Linked DNA regions of Homo sapiens: region 1 is linked to region 2. A link is a contact called in ENCODE Hi-C or POLR2A ChIA-PET data. All regions are on one chromosome and are shown on one strand. The core of a region is the stretch at or near the end of the contact, and the rest is flanking DNA. Distances in the headings are between cores, read along the strand shown.

What was found. A loop is a pair of places that touch in the nucleus more often than their neighbours do. ChIA-PET counts read pairs that join two places held with the same protein, here RNA polymerase II (POLR2A). Pooled maps may share reads with other maps.
Region 1: a pooled map shows a loop between it and region 2 (2.2-fold over the local background). The contact joins the enhancer-like site here to the promoter of SLC9C1 in region 2. A Hi-C loop is called at or near these places in 4 of 50 pooled maps. POLR2A ChIA-PET finds 5 or more read pairs at or near these places in 6 of 52 experiments (H1, OCI-LY7, Panc1 and 2 more).

Annotation. Positions count from the first base shown.
Region 1 is chr3:112,389,686-112,394,648 of GRCh38, reverse strand. All of the region lies in intron 1 of LOC105374041 (a long non-coding RNA gene), which reads left to right. Among named protein-coding and RNA genes, the nearest start is that of CD200, 59 kb to the right of the region's middle. RefSeq lists enhancers at 2,888-2,997, 3,048-3,663. Within about 2 kb of position 3,313, at least 11 of the 41 ENCODE cell types and tissues checked have a DNase peak (open chromatin) inside an H3K27ac peak, as active enhancers do.
Region 2 is chr3:112,291,776-112,296,671 of GRCh38, reverse strand. SLC9C1 (solute carrier family 9 member C1) reads left to right here and starts at 2,456. Exons shown (of 29, transcript NM_183061.3): 1 at 2,456-2,579.

The DNA of each region.
Region 1 (4,963 bases), core at 2,064-4,563, 97 kb before region 2:
GATTTGCCCTGAATTCTTTCTGGCATGAGATCCAAGAACACTCTCTTGGAGTCTGGATCGGGACTCCTTTCCTGCAACAAAACCATGTGCAGTGTGAGTGCAGGAACATTGCCGCTGCTTGGAGAATTGCTGAGCCTAACTGTTGCAAAAACAAATTCTGCTGGCTGCCATCATTGTCAAAGTGGGGAAGGCTCTCTGTCTACTCACACATGCATATTGGAGCTCTTGCTCTACTTGGCTTACCTCTTCTATTTTCTTAGTTTTCTTGCAACATTATGCATGTCTAAATTCCTTTCCTTATTAGCAAATGGAGAACTTTGCTCTTGGCTGGGGCGCTGAGTCTGATAGTTACATGGAGTTTCACAAAAGAATAGGCTGCAGGGCAAAGGGGAAACTGAAGGCATAATCTTGGGGGAAAGTGGAGTTGAAAGTCAAGGTGTCCAAATAAAGAATCCCTTCAAAGGTCAGGGAATGAGTCAGGAGAGAAAACTATTTATTAACATATTTTAACAAGCATCTTGTTAAACTATTTTTTCATTTACCTCTCCTGACTTCTGCGGGTATGTGAAATTGCAACTCCCACTTTAGAGACATAAACAAGTTTTGTTTTCATTCCTTTCCTTTTCACTTAGGAATCTCAACTTCAGTATTATAAAACTTACATTAATCCTAAAGTAATTCCTGCCCTTCTTCCCAGATTCCTGAGGACCCTATTTGGCTCTTAGAACCATTACCATGTTTCTAAACGTTGAACTGCATCTCATGAGGCAGCACACAATTAATTTCCAAATGTGTATCAAAAATTTCAAGTTAGGAGACTGAGTTAGAAATGATTGATTTTTTTAAAAAGGAAAAACAGAGCTTTTTTCTTTTCTTTTCATAACTTTGGTAAATCTAAAATTACATTGTTTGGGGCCATGAATGTTTATTATGTAACACTTGGTTTTGGGGGCATGAAAATCTATTGTATAACACTTGGCATGCTTATTTAAACAATTTGGTTGATATATTTAGGATATAATATATGTTCGTCTTGTCTAAAAAAATATGGAGAAAGGAAGTCCCTCCACCTTGCCATCTCCTATCTAGGTGACTTTGAGTATGGTGATGACATTATAGATACCACACCGAAACCATGATTCATTAAAACTAATTCATAAGCCAGACTTCATTAGAATTAAAGGTTTCTGCTCTGTCGAGGCCACTAACAAAGAATAAGAAGATGACCCCATAGACTGGGAGAAAATATTTGCAAAACACATATCTGATAAAAAAAAAAGACTGTTATCCAAAATATACCCACCCCCTGAAAAAACCCTCTTAAAACTCAACAGTAAGAAAGTGAACAACCAGATTGGTTGCCCACAACAAATGGGCAAAAGATCTGAACAGACATCTCACCAAAAAAGATACAGATGACTAATAAGCACATAAAAAGATGTTCACCATCGTATATTATCAGGGAAATGTGACTCAAAATGATGAGATACCTCTATACACCTATTTAAATGGCAAAAATTCAAAACAGTGAGAACACCAAATGCTGGTGAGAATGTGGAGCAACCGGGACTCTCTTTTATTGCAGATGGCAATGAAAAATTGTGTAGCCACCTTGGAAGACAGTTTGGTAGTTTCTTCTGAACATATAATTCAAAAATCATGCTCCTTGGAATTTTCTCATATTAGTTAGAAACACATCCATACAAAAATCTGCATGCAGATATCTATAGCAGCTAAATTAATAATTACCAAAATGTGGAAGAAACCAAGATGTCCTTCAATAGGTGAATGAATAAGTAAACTGCGGTATATCCATTCAATGGAATATTATTCACCATTAAAAAGAAATGCACTGTCACACAGTGAAAATTACCATGTGAAGCAAGCCAATCTAAAAAAGCTACAAACTTTATGGTTCCAACTACGTAACATTCTGCAACAGGCACAACTATGAAGACAGTAAAAAGATCAGTGGTTGTCTGGGGTTAGGGAAGAAGAGGGAATGAATCAGCAGAGCACAGAGAACTTTCAGGGCAGTGATACTATTCTGCATAATACTGTAATGATGGCTACATGTTATGATACATTTGCAAAGCTTATAGAACGTGCAACACCAAGGGTGAACCCTAATGTATAGTATGAACTTTGGGTGACAATGATATGTCAATGTCATATGGAGTTTCATTATAACAAATATAGTGCTCTTACGTGGGATATTGCTAGTGGGGGAAGCTATGAGTATGTGGGGGCAGGGAGTATGTGGAAAATCAGTGTACCTTCTGCTCAGCTTTGCTATAAACCTAAAACTAAAAAATAAAATCTATTTTAAAACCTAAAAAACAAAATCTATTAAAAAATAGGATTAGACATTTGCGTAACCTGAAGTGCCTCTAAGAAATCTTAGAGTCATCTGAAAGAGTTTGGTACCCACCAAGTGAAACTGTCGTTCATTTCATAACTAATAATATCATTGAAAACCACAATACAATCAAAATAAATTGAAGACACACCTCTTGAGAAACTTTACTAAATCTTCGCAAACATATTCTTTCCATTCCTAAATGTAACCTTATGGGTCAACTATTATTTTTAAGTTAACCTTCTTTATCTATAAGAAGGCTTTTAAAACTCATTTACATATAAGGAAACAGATGTACAAAGAAGATCAGTGGGTTGCTCAAGGTCACAGAGCTAGTAAGAGAAGAGACAGCGTCAATCCTAGGCTCTTGCGTGACACCCTGGAACTCCCTTATCCTGATCTCTTTCTTTGGGCAAGACCTATGACACCCCGCATGAGGAAAAAGAACTAAGTACACTCAGTGAAGCTGTGCCTTTGGATGACTGCATTGTGAGCTTTCCAGAGACTGCCAGTTCCTCTGCCTTGGGTTCTGAAGGGCACCAGCCAGGCCTCTCCTGAGTAGGAGGCTAACACAAGTCTGGCTCTGTCCAGGAAGGTCCTCTGTGCCCCATGGGTGGACTAAAATGAAGAATGCTGAAGAAGCCACTGAAATGACAGGGAAGGTTCATATTTCAAGCAGAAAATACAGCAAATGTGAAAGCCTTGAGTTGGGAACAAGCAGATGCCTGTGGCCAGGCAGGAGAAGGAGCCCCCAGGAACCACCAGTGGCAGGGCAGAGGTGTACATAGTTTACATTTTATTCCACTGAAACATTTCCTCCTTATCATTTCTTTTCATTCCTGCGTATGTGTTGACCTCAACTCAGATGGAAGCCTTGCAGCTGAAGGCAGAAGAGGGGAGGAGGCCTTACATGGTACCACTGACTGTCAGGAAATGAGCATATTTGGTTAACAAGAGAGGGATGAGGAGAGAGAAACAATTGAGTTCTGTTTCCTGAGTGACAGAGCTAGCACCAGGCTCTGCTGAAGAAAGCACAAACAAAAGCTTTATTTGTTTCCCAGCAGCAGTGCCCACTAAGGCCTCTCCACAGAAAAGAGATCTGAAGAAGAAGCCAATGAGATTTATTTTTACCATACCGAGTATGTGTGTTGAAAGTGAGAGGCATCTGGGGGAGTTACTTTTTAGCTGCCTCTTACATAGCTTCCCAGCTAAGGAGTTTTGGCATCTACCTCCTTAGGAATTCCTACTTTATCCTTCATGCTTCAAGACTAAAGCTCTTGCAGTTCCCCGAACAATGTTATCCCTCTCTTCTACTCAGTCTCAATCTGTTTTGGCTCACGTTTTCAGATTCTTTATTTTTGACCTCAGCATTACTTTCATCAGAAAGATTTTTTGGCTCTGTCCCAGGGTGACATCAATTGGGCTTTTTTGGAAAAGATTCATAGAGGCTTTTGTGTGCAGAAAACAATACTTACAGTACTCTGTGTTGTCACTGACACTCATTCAACTACAATTATAAACGGAAAACTTTGCTTTTCTTAAGGTTTTAAACATAATTGAAAAACATTTGGTATTAATCTATAAATGTAAACATTTTTCAGTTAAATTAAGCACGGTTTGTCCTTGGTTATTGTTTGGTTGGCATATATATATATATATATATATATATATATATGTATGTATGTATTTCACGAACAAAATGTATATAAATCTTTAGGTACTATATATAAGCTTAAATTATTTCATATTTTAAATATACAGTTGACTCTTGAAAAAGGCAGATGTTAAGGACATTGTCTCCCTTCACAGTAAAAAATCTACATATAACTTGACTCTCCAGAAACTTAACTACTAATAGACTACTGCTGACTGGAAGAATTACTGATAATATAAACACTCAATTAACACATATTTTATATATTATGTGTATTATATACTGTATTCTTACAATAAAGTAAGATAGAGAAAAGAAATGTTATTAAGCTATTCCTAAGAGAAAATATATTTACTATTCATTAAGTGGATCATCATAAAGGTCTTCATCCTTGTCATCTTCACACTGAGTAGGTTGAGAAAGAGAGGAAAGAGGAAGGGTTGGTCTTGCTGTCTCAGGGGTGGCAGAACTGAAAGAGGTGGAAGAGGTGGAAGGAGGAGTGGCAGGCACAGTGGTGTAGCTTTACAGAAATACATGATTTCTGTCTGCCTTTTTTGCTTTTTCATTTCTCCAAAGATAATACCATACAGTACCAATCCTTCCACCATTTGCTTTAATTTCAGTTCTTGTATCATAGAAGACTCCATGTTGTACAAAAAGTCAGAAGCAGTGTTAAATAATTGTAACCCTTCTGCCAGATTGTCTAATGTCAATTTGTTTTCTGGCACTGCTTCTCCTATGTACTCTTCCTCACTATCTCACACTGGTTTGGAAGTCCTTATCTCCATCAAGTTTTCTTCTGTTAATTCTTCTGATGTGGTGCCTATGCGTTCTTGAACTTCTTCATGATTCATATCTTGAAACCTCTCATCCCTGCACCATTTTTGCCATATCCACAATCTCTTTCAAGATTCCTTTGACTGGTCCTGCCACAAATCCTGTGAAATCAT
Region 2 (4,896 bases), core at 1,207-3,706:
TGTTGTATTTTTTGCATCTGTAATTTTCATTTGGCTTCCCTTTATATCACCTATTTTTTTCCCTGGAACTTTACTTCTTTGCCCAGACTTTCTATTTTTTCATCTATTTCAATACTGTTCATAATTATTAGCATTTGCTGAAATATTTTTATGATGGCTATGTTAAAATCCTTTTTAGATAATTCTAACATTTTTGTAATCTTAGGGTTGGTGTCTTTTATTGTCCATTCTCATTCAAGTTGGGATCACCTTGGTTCTTGGTATGATGAGCGATTTTCAATTTCTATTTGGACATTGCAGATATTATAAGATACTGGATCTTATTTAAATCCTGGGTTTTACCAGGCATCCTCTGACACTGTTCTGGCAGGAGAAGTGGGGTCACCTCTTGTAGGCAAGTTGGAATAAAAGCTCAAGTTCTCTACTCAGTCTTCATTGACACACAGCCGAAGAAGGGGTGTCTTCTTACTGCTTAGGTAGGAGTGGGGCTTCAGGCTCTTCACTAGGTCTCTGATGATAGCCCCCTGGATGGGAAAGAGAAGGGTGTCCTATTACTGCTCCCTGCATGGTCTCCACTGATACCATGGGAGGTGGCTTATGCCTATAATCCCAGGACTTTGGGAGGCTGAGGAGAGGATGGCTTGAGGCCAGGAGTTTGAGACCAGCCTGGGCAACATAGCAAGACTCCATCTCTACAAAAAGAATTAAAAAATTAGGTGTGGTGACATGCCTGTAGAAGTATTCACCCAAATACTTGGGAGGTTCAGGTGTGAGGACTGCTTGAGCCCAGAAGTTTAAGGTAGCAGGGAGCTATGGTCATACCACTACCTTCCAGCCTGAGTGACAGAGTGAGATCCCATCTCTTGGAAAAAAAAGGTGAATGATTCTGGATTACAAGGATGTCCAGTGTGTGGTCATTAGAGTATATTGCTAAAGAGAAATATTAGACAACATTTACATTTCCTGTTTTATTTATATATATATATATATATATATATATATAAACTTAGCAAGACATATGTATATAAACAAATACATAATGTGGCAAATATTAGCTTTGCAACTTAATTAATTTTTAAATATATATCCACACATGAACCACAACCCACACACAGATATGTGGCATGTATTTCCAACAATGAGAATCCTTTTTTTTTTTTTTTGAAACGGTGTCTCACCCTGTCTCCCAGGCTGGAGTGCAGTGGCGCAATCTCGGCTCACTGCAACCTCCATCTCCCGGGTTCAAGTGATTCTCCTTTCTTAGCCTCCCGGAGCTAGGACTATAGGCGCCTGCCACCATGCCCGGCTAATTTTTGTATTTTTAGTAGAGACGGGGTTTCACCTTGTTGGTCAGGCTGGTCTCGAACTCCTGACCTCAGGTGATCCACCTGCCTCGGCCTCCCAAAGTGCTGGGATTACAGGCATGAGCCACTGCACCTGGCCGAGAATAGATTTTTTAAAGACCCAAGAAAAGGGGCAGCCCAGCAAGACAGAAAATTTCACCAGTAACTGCTCTACTTTAACCAAACACCACAGAAAAGTGTTCACCCACTCCCTGTACCCACATACCAGCAAAGACTGAGTAGGAAGCTTAAACTTCACCCATACCATACAAGATGCCAGAACCCTGCCTGTTTCCCCACCCCAACCAGAGCAGTATCAGAAAAGGCCTTGTGGGAGCTGGAACTTCCATAACAACCAGGCCATAAAGATGCACCCCATGCCTCAGTTGGAGACCATGTAGGGAGCCTGGACTTCTGCTCCAACCCAGCCAAACAAGTTGCCTCCTGCCTTCTTCATCAGGGTAGTATCAGAGGAGGCCAAATGAAGAGTTGGGAATTTTACCACCATTCACTTATAAACGTGTGGGTCGGGAGAAAGAGATGAAACACAGAGAACAAAACATTAAATACAATTTTAAATAACTTTAAGATATTTTATGAGAGTAGGAATGTGAAAAGTTGGCTCTATAGTAATAACTAAGTAATTTCAATTAAAATATTTTTTACATATTATGTTTAGAAAAAACAAATGAGTATATCATTATTCCTGAAAATTTCCTCACATATAACCCAGAGTGAAAGTTCACCTTGTCATCTTGATTTCATTCTCTTACATGCCCACAATATCCATTCACTTTTTCCCTAACCCAGCAACCTGCGTCCTCATATCTCTACCACACTATCTTATCCAGGAAACTTCCTTTTACTAGAATTCTGGGAAAGCAGTGTCCAACAGCTCTTTGTCAGAAATCCACTGTCCCAAAGTCTTAAATTAACACAATGGCGCAATTTCTGTAGGTTCATTTTCACCCCTTATTTGTTTATTTTTAAAAAATAAAACAAAGCCTTAAGCCGTCAAATGCCTGAGATATACAGGAGCAATGACGTTGCATTTCATCAGCCAATCAAGTAAGAGATGATGGGCCTGAAGCTAACCGGTGCAGACTAGGGGCGAGTTTGGAGCAAGTAACTGTCAGTGAGGTTGCAGTTGGTCTGGGCTGTTTGGCTGTGAGCGAAATAGCTGCCCCCCACTTCTCACTTGCACACCACGGGATACTCCTCCTGAGGCTCCGGATGGTGAGCTCTCCAGTCTCTAGTTTCCTTTTCTGGAAGTTGACCTTTCCTACTGGTACTTTCTCTCTCAGTCTCGCCTCCTAGATGAACAAAGGCTCCCACTGTTTTCCTGCTAGAGATTCAGCCACTCCCTCTTGGCGCTTCTGCCTTTCTTGTGGCAGACCATGGAACACTTTCCCAAAGATCAGCTAGCTTCTCGGTTTGAACTTCTACCCCTTAGCTGCTTCCCCTCCTCCATTATGCTTTTTACATCAACTCTTTGTGAACTATCCAGTGGCATGTGTTCCCTTTGCGTTACTGAAACTGAAAAGTCCAGCCCTAGGGGAAAGCTCACTGGTTCAGGGAATCGCCTCAGGTGTGTGGAGCTGATCTTGAGCTGGAGGAAGGGCTCATTCTGAGTGGAGGGGCATTAGGAGGGCAATAGCCCACCCACCTTCAGAGTCAGTAAGATGTCTGCGTTGTGTGGTAGGAGAGTTTACTAAGGAGACAATCCAGCCTCTGGTATCAATATAAAATAAACCATTAAGCATGAGCTTTGTAGCTGTGAAGATTACTGAGATCCCACAGTGCCCTCTTCAGGATGCTTTCTTCACCTAATTCTTGCAAAACGTTCCAATCTGAAGGAAGAAGACTGTTTCCATGTTCAGTAACATGGTAAATTAGTGTGACTTACGGTTCATGAGACAAAATTTCTCAATGCTGGCTGACTGACAAGGACAAATTCATGTCATTTTTGAGAGGGCAGTCATTAATTTCCTCCACACACAAAGAGAATTGAGATATTAGCTAACATGAGAGATATATATATATATATATATTTGAAATAGAGTCTCACTCTGTCACCCAAGCTGGAGTGCAGTGGCACAATCTAGGCTCACTGCAATCTCTGCCTCTTCAATTGATTCTCCTGTCTCAGCCTCCCAAGTAGTTGGGATTACAGGCATGTGCCACCACACCTGGCTAATTTTTTTTTTTTTTTTTTTGTATTTTTAGTAGAGACAGTTTCACTATTTTGGCCAGGCTAGTCTCGAACTCCTGATCTCAAGTGATCCACCCGCCTAGGCCTCCCAAAGTGCTGGGATTACAGGCGTGAGCCACTGTGCTCAGTCAACTAACTTATTGTTAAATTAATGCAGAGGACCTATGTGATAAACCAATATTTTTTTCTTTAATGGGATTTGGACTCACAGACTTTTACAAAGCTGTCAAAAGTCAGCTTAAGATGAAGAGTTCTAATTATATTGAAAACCTGTGGCCGGGCGTGGTGGCTCACGCCTGTAATCCCAGCACTTTGGGAGGCCGAGGCGGGCAGATCACAAGGTCAGGAGATCGAGACCATCCTGGCTAACACAGTGAAACCCCGTCTCTACTAAAAATACAAAAAATTAGCCGGGCGTGGTGGCTGGCGCCTGTAGTCCCAGCTACTCGGGAGGCTGAGGCAGGAGAATGGTGTGAACCCGGGAGGCAGAGCTTGCAGTGAGCCGAGATCGCACCACTGCACTCCAGCCTGGGCGACAGATCATGACTCCGTCTCAAAAAACAAAAAAAAGAAAACCTGTTTATTCTCATAGCTATTTCCTTACCCATACATTTAACATATTAAGCTACAGTAATGTTAGTATTTTTAAAACTATTTTAAGATGACATCTATTCTCAAATAGAGATTTCTTATGAGATTTTGGAGTAGAGGTTGGGGAAGCCAAATGGTATTTATCACATATGCATAGCCAGAGAGATAAATTGTGTTGAATTTGATCATATATATCTCTGAATTTAAGAGTAAACAGGATTCGTGGTAATTTTATTATTATTAATGTGATTATAATTTAACTTTCATGTTCTGGGATACATGTGCAGGTTTGTTATATGGGTAAATTCATGTCATGGAGATTTGTTGTACAAATTATTTAATCACCCAGCTATTAAGCCTGGCACCCATTAGTTATTTTTCCTGATCCTCTCTCTCCTCCCACCATCTACCCTCAAGTAGGCCCCAGTGTATTCCCCTCTATGTGTCCACGTGTTCTGAATATTTAGCTTCCACTTATAAGTGAGAACATGCAGTATTTGGTTTTCTGTTCCTGCATTAGTTTGCTAAGAATAGTGGCTTCCAGCTCCATCCATGTTCCTACAAAGGACATGATCTCATTCTTTTTTATGGCTGCATAGTATTTCATGGTGTATATGTGCCACATTTAGTTTATCTAGTCTACCATTGATGGGCATTTGGGTTGATTCTATGACTTTGCTTTTGTGAACAGTACTGCAATGAATGTACGCATGCATATGTCTTTATGATAGAACAGTTTACATTTCTTTG